Linked DNA regions of Homo sapiens: region 2 is linked to region 1. The links are chromatin loops, found by intact Hi-C in ENCODE. Cell type or tissue: A673. All regions are shown on one strand. Links, peaks and the distances in the headings refer to the core of each region. The heading gives the core; the rest is flanking DNA. Region 1 overlaps EXOC6B (exocyst complex component 6B). Region 2 overlaps EXOC6B (exocyst complex component 6B).

Region 1 (2,919 bases), core at 145-2,644:
AAAGAGACCATATGGCCTACTAAGCCTAAAATATTTTACTATCTGGCCCTTTTGGAAAAAGTTTGCCAACTTTTGCTGATTATTTGGTTCCATTTACCAAAAACAAAGAAACAAAACATCAAGTGTAATAAGATTACAATTCAATGTTTTTCTCACTTTATCCACAAAAATGCCCTCCAGCAATATAAAGTTGAAACCAGCAGGGTGTTCCTTTTAAATCATTAGAAAATCAAAAACAAATCTTGTCTTAAGGATTAAAAAAAAGAAAATGAAAAGAATTTCCTAAGGAAAACCTGATTTATTTTTCCAACATTCACAACTCTATGTATGGAAAGAGTATAAATTTCAATAAATAAATAAATAAATAAATAAATAAATATATATATATATATATATATACCTACCCTACAATTTGATTAAAATACTTCCTGTAGCCATCTAAAGTTTCATGCTGCAACAAAGCAAAGAAGAAAAAGTTATTGTTTCTGTTTTGTTACATTAAGACTAAGTTAAAATCAGTCACTTAATCTCTTAAGGCTCAGCTCCCTAGATGATATCTGATAAGGTAAAAATAATAATATTATCTACCAATGAAGAGGAAATATGACAGCACATATCTAGTACTTAGAACAGTGCCAGACACACAGCAATCAATAAATGTTTTCTTACTGCAAGTCACATCCACCAAAAGTGGTCTCAGAATGACAGTAAACACACACACACAGACACACACACACACACACACACACACGCATCAAAAGACATCAAGGAGGAAAAGTAAAAATGTGAGAAAAGTGAAGATGGTAATCCTACCATGTTAGATGGAGGTTGAAGTACCAAACGAGCCTGTTTTCGCCTCTGTTTTCGGTAGTAATTCTCAAATGTTTCCCGGGCACCCTGTAAATAAAGAAAAGAAAATGGGTTGACACAATTGGACCAATTACTCTTTTATTTCAAGGGAAAAGAGAAGGTCCCAGGTCTGGAATTTGAGGTAGTATCACATTTCTCAAAATCTGCTATTTTAACATTGATGATAACAATAGAAAATACAAATAACTATTACCATGTATTGAACCTTAGTTACAAACCTGTAAGGATGTGTACAAAATATCCTTACAAGGAACCTACCAGAACTTAATCACCAGCACACCAAAGCTGGTTTCTGAATCAACTGTCTCAAATTCACAAGAATGCAGGGAAACCAACCTTTCCATAAGTTATGATAACAGGTAAGAAAATGCTCCTTAAAAAACTCACAGAACATTCCAGAAGAAAAACATCAAGAATAAAAATGAATCATGAACAAAGGGGCAATGGGAAGCAGGAAAAAAGCAGGAATTGAGAACAGTAAATTAGTATTCCCCCTTAGGTTATAATCCAGCACAGGATTAAACCCAAAAAACAAAAACAAAAGCATGAAGATTCCTGGTGCACAGCCCCACTTTTCGTTTAGGGTTTCTGGGCTTAAAATGAGAAGTGCTCTACATAATAATATCTGACTCATGAGCTGTGTACTGGGTTGAATAGTGGTTTCTCCAAATTCATGTCCTTCGTGGAACTTCAGAATGCAACCATATTTGGAAATAGGGCCATTGTGATGTAATTGGTTAAATTAAGATGTGATCCTATCAGTGGAGGGTGGGACCTTAATAGAGTATGTCTGGTGTCCTGAAAGCCGAAAAGAATAGACACAGAGACACATGGGGAGAACACCACGTGATGACAGAGGCAGAGAATAGAGTGATGCAGCTGCAAGCCAGGGAACATCAGAGATTGTTGATCACCAGCAGGCACTAGAAAAACACAACAAAAGATTCTACCCAGTCTCAGAGAGAAAATGGCCCTTATCATGCCTTGAGTTTGGAATTCTAGCCTCCAAAACTGGGATAGAATACATTTCTGTTGTTTTAAACCACTCAGTTTATGGGGCCTTGTTACAGCAGCTCTAGGAAATGAATACAAACTCAGTGTGTTTAGATTATCACACCCCACTTATTACTGAATTCTTCTACTTTTATTTTTACTTTTATTTTTTTTGAGACAGCATCTCACTCTGTCACCAGGCTGGAGTGCAGTGGCACAGTCTCGGCTCACTGCAACCTCTGCCTTCTGTGTTCAAGAGATTCTCCTGCCTCAGCCTCCTGAGTAGCTGGGACTACAGGTGTGCGCCACCATGCCCAGCTAATTTTTGTATTTTTAGTAGAAACAAGATTTCACCATGTTGGCCAGGATGGTCTCGATCTGTTGATTTTGTGATCCACCTGGCCTCCCAAAGTGCTGGGATTACAGGCCTTAGCCACCACGCCCGGCCCTGAATTCTACTCTTAATCCAAAGCTTTTCTAAATAAATAAGAGTAAAAATGAAAAGAGAGAATACCAGTGGTAAAGAGAACTGACTTTGGAACCAGAGACTATTATTACATTTGAATAGTGACTCTGCCCCTTACTAGCTGTACAACTGCTATAAATAGCACTATAACTTCCTACCACTAATTTAAGTTCCACTATTTAACTTTCACTAATAAGTGTGCCATGGTTTTCTCATTTGTAGAGATGCCAACATCATATGGTTGTAATGAGGATTTAGAGGAGTTATAAAGCTCTTAGAACAGTATCTCATGCAAGCGCTTATTTTAAAAATAAATAAGATAAAATCAATGATTAAAGTAAAAGCCCTGCCCACCTAAAAAAAGTATAAATGCCACGCAATACCTAGTTTAGTTTTCCTCTGCCTTCCTGAAAAATTGAAGAACTTTATTCAAGATGATTTATTTGTTAGATTCCCAAACTGGTCCTAAAAAATTGGGAAAGTCGACTTAAGGTACTAGTCATGGAAAGACACTAATGTAGCTCAGGGGTTGGCAAACATTTTCTCTAAAAGGCAGGATAGTAAATATATGAGGGGTTGGTGGACAGCTA
Region 2 (2,919 bases), core at 310-2,809, 320 kb before region 1:
GATCTGAGACAATGAGGATCTGGATTGGGATGGCAACAACAGGATGACAGAGGAATGGCCACTGTCTCAGGTCGGACTGAAGGATTTGAAGGCTGACTGAATGTTGGAGGAGACAAGGAAGACTAAAATGTGATCACAAGGCAGGTTTTTCAAAATCAGTTGCCTTTAGAGACCAGGCACACAATATAAATGAATGAATCAGGCAGATGAAATATGATAGTGGGTAGTGGGGGCTATGGAAAACTAGAGTACATAATCCTCCTAAAGGCATTCACATTTAGATGTTTTAAAAACATTATGCCAATCACTCATTGGGCCATCAGTCTGAAACTTTTGTATAGGGTTTTGAAGCTGGATAGGACACAGGACAGAGCAAAGAGGAGAATGTTGGATATTGCCCCATGATCTACATGCCTCTCACATTCCCAGAGCGTTCTCTCATTGGCAGGGTATACCACATTAATTAGGGTCATTACCAGTCCTAACTTTTGCCCACCAGCTGAGCTGACATATATGTCCCACAAAGAGGACATAGGGCCAATATGAAAAGAAACATATTTCAGGTTCAAGCCAGTGTTGTCAAGCCTGCTTAGAACACCATGTTTTCAGATGAGCTAAACAAATGGCCTTCAGAACAGATCCCAAAAGAACTCTTGCCTCCAAGGAAAACCAACAAAGCATTAAGGGCCTGCTCTCTCACAGAGCAGGCTGCCTCCTCCTTTTCCCCTTTCTCTACTAGCTGGGTCCATTTTGAAAAGGACTTTTCAGATCAGGCCAAGTAAAATTATAAGGCAGAGAAAAAGAAATTTATAGATATTTACTGAGAACCAAGTGTTGGCTAAGTGACATATGTTTAACTTAGATAACGTTATTGGATCCTTTACATAATTCTGTGAGATAGGTTATTATTTTGCTAGATGTGAATAAGAAAGTAAATAAATAGCAAAGTAGTAGTAAGTACAAAGTAAGTAGTAAGTACAAAGAAAGTAGTAAATAGCAGGCCTTAGATATGAATTTAAGTCTCTTTAACTCCAAAGCTACTAGATTTGAAGTTAAGTCTCTTTAACATCCTTCTACTATGCCAAGAGCTCAGGTCTGCACTGTTCCCCATAACTGTTCTCATTCCAAACAAAAGCAGATGAACCAATACATCTCTGAGTTCTTTTGTATGTGTCTTTTGCTTAAGCTATGCCAGTACTTACACAATTCAACAGGAAACAACACTGAAATCAGATGACTACTAATCTGGGGTGCATGGGTCAGGAAAGTCCAAAGTGGGGACCATATTTAAATCCTGGTATGAGGCAACTATGACTGTGTGACAAGGGCTGGTTGAATCATTGCCTGGCTTTCCTAGCCTTTATTCATGTTTAAAGCTGGAAAGAACCTCCAAGAAGAGCAGAGCAGAAACTCAATGAGATTCCAGGAAGCAACAGAATTCACTAAGGGAACCACATGAAGAGAGAGTGGTGCAGTAAGTGTGAATATCAGACGAAAGAACAGAGTCCCACCCAGAGCTGGCTAGTGAGTCACTGTGATTTCTGACAACCACTAGGCTGTAATATTGAGCCACACACCACGGAAGATTGGAAATTCTATTTAGATTTTCAAGGTGATTTTATTAGACAGCTGACTTAAAGGGTAAGGCTACCTTACAGTTCAGCACCACACTCAATTCCAGGATCCTCAAAGGCAATGCATACAAGCAGGCCCAGTAGGTAAGTGCTTGCTAAAAATCTTGGCCAAGTCTAAGAAGCAAAACTTGCTGAAGACTATTCAGAAATACGTGTTTGTATTTGGGAGGATGGGGAAAGTGAAGAGATATGTCTTAATTTTTCTCTTTGTCTTTGCTCACTATGAATTTTTATAGGCAGAGGGTAAGGCTGGCTACGGGCCTCTGGCAGGTTTCAATGACCAAGGGCAGTTAATGCTCAAAGAAACAGTGAGGTTTTAAATTACCTAAACCCTAGTAGGACAAATAGCTTCCTCTCCACCGCCATTCCCCATCACCATGAATACCCTTCCTTTTCTATCAGAATCTCCTTTCTGTCCTCATGCCAGAAACTGTCACAATATTACTTCTCAGAATTCTCATCTAAGGGATCAAGCATCCTACATGAAACAATTTTTGCCCGAATTCTGCCTGGCATTTTCAAAACATCCTGAAACCCTAGACCTTTTAGTTTGTTCCATATTATCTGTCTTTTGGTTAACAAACATACCATTAGTCATCCTGCTTTCCTTTGGTAGCTGCAGACATATTCTTTCGGCTTTTGGGAGGTTTTTATTTTTATTTTTATTTTGAGACGGAGTTTCATTCTTCTCACCCAGACTGGAGTGCAACGGCACGATCTCGGCTCACTGCAACCTCCACCTCCCGGGTTCAAGTGATTCTCCTGCCTCAGCCTCCCGAGTAGCTGGGATTACAAGCGTGTGCCACCACCCCCTGCTAATTTTTGTATTTGTAGTAGAAACGGGGTTTCACCATGTTGGCCAGGCTGGTCTTGAACTCCTGACCTCAGGTGATCCGCCCACCTTGGCCTCCCAAAGTGCTGGAATTACAAGCATGAGCCACTGCACCCGGCTTGAGAGATTTTTAGACTTCTGAAATAGAAGAGAGAAGACCAGTACTGTAGCCCTGGATTTGTCATTAGTAGCCTTGCAACTCAGGATTCCTTCTAAAACTCACATTTACTGATGACCAGATATCTAATGTCCCTCCAGCTCTAAGATTCTAAATCTAATGAATTTCTTTTTAAAATAATTTTTATTTATTTATTTTTGGTAGAGACAGGGTTTTGCTATATTGCCAAAGCTGGTCTCAAACTTTTGTTCTCCCACTATCTTGGCCTTCCAAAGTGCTGGGATTACAGGCACAAGCCACTGTGCCAGGCCAGTGAAGCTATGGTATAGAGAGTA

What was found. Hi-C counts contacts between places; a loop is a spot of excess contacts. Peaks named below come from ENCODE experiments on the same cell type or tissue, not always from the same donor. Only the 100,000 strongest peaks of a DNase experiment are listed, where the experiment ranks them.
Region 2: a loop joins it to region 1, with 2.2 times the contacts of the local background. A loop is called at or near these places in 1 of 110 quality-filtered maps.

The regions. Positions count from the first base shown.
Region 1 is chr2:72,514,230-72,517,148 of GRCh38, forward strand. EXOC6B (exocyst complex component 6B) reads right to left here. Exons shown (of 22, transcript NM_015189.3): 9 at 814-897; 10 at 405-451. Among named protein-coding and RNA genes, the nearest start is that of EXOC6B, 310 kb to the right of the region's middle. In A673, for the core only: no CTCF peak of the experiment used is centred there; DNase peaks (open chromatin) are centred at 772 and 1,632; H3K4me3 peaks cover 1,690 bases; H3K27ac peaks cover 2,500 bases.
Region 2 is chr2:72,197,611-72,200,529 of GRCh38, forward strand. The region is part of intron 20 of EXOC6B (exocyst complex component 6B); the gene reads right to left. Among named protein-coding and RNA genes, the nearest start is that of CYP26B1, 51 kb to the left of the region's middle. In A673, for the core only: a CTCF peak has its summit at 1,546; no DNase peak of the experiment used is centred there; H3K27ac peaks cover 667 bases.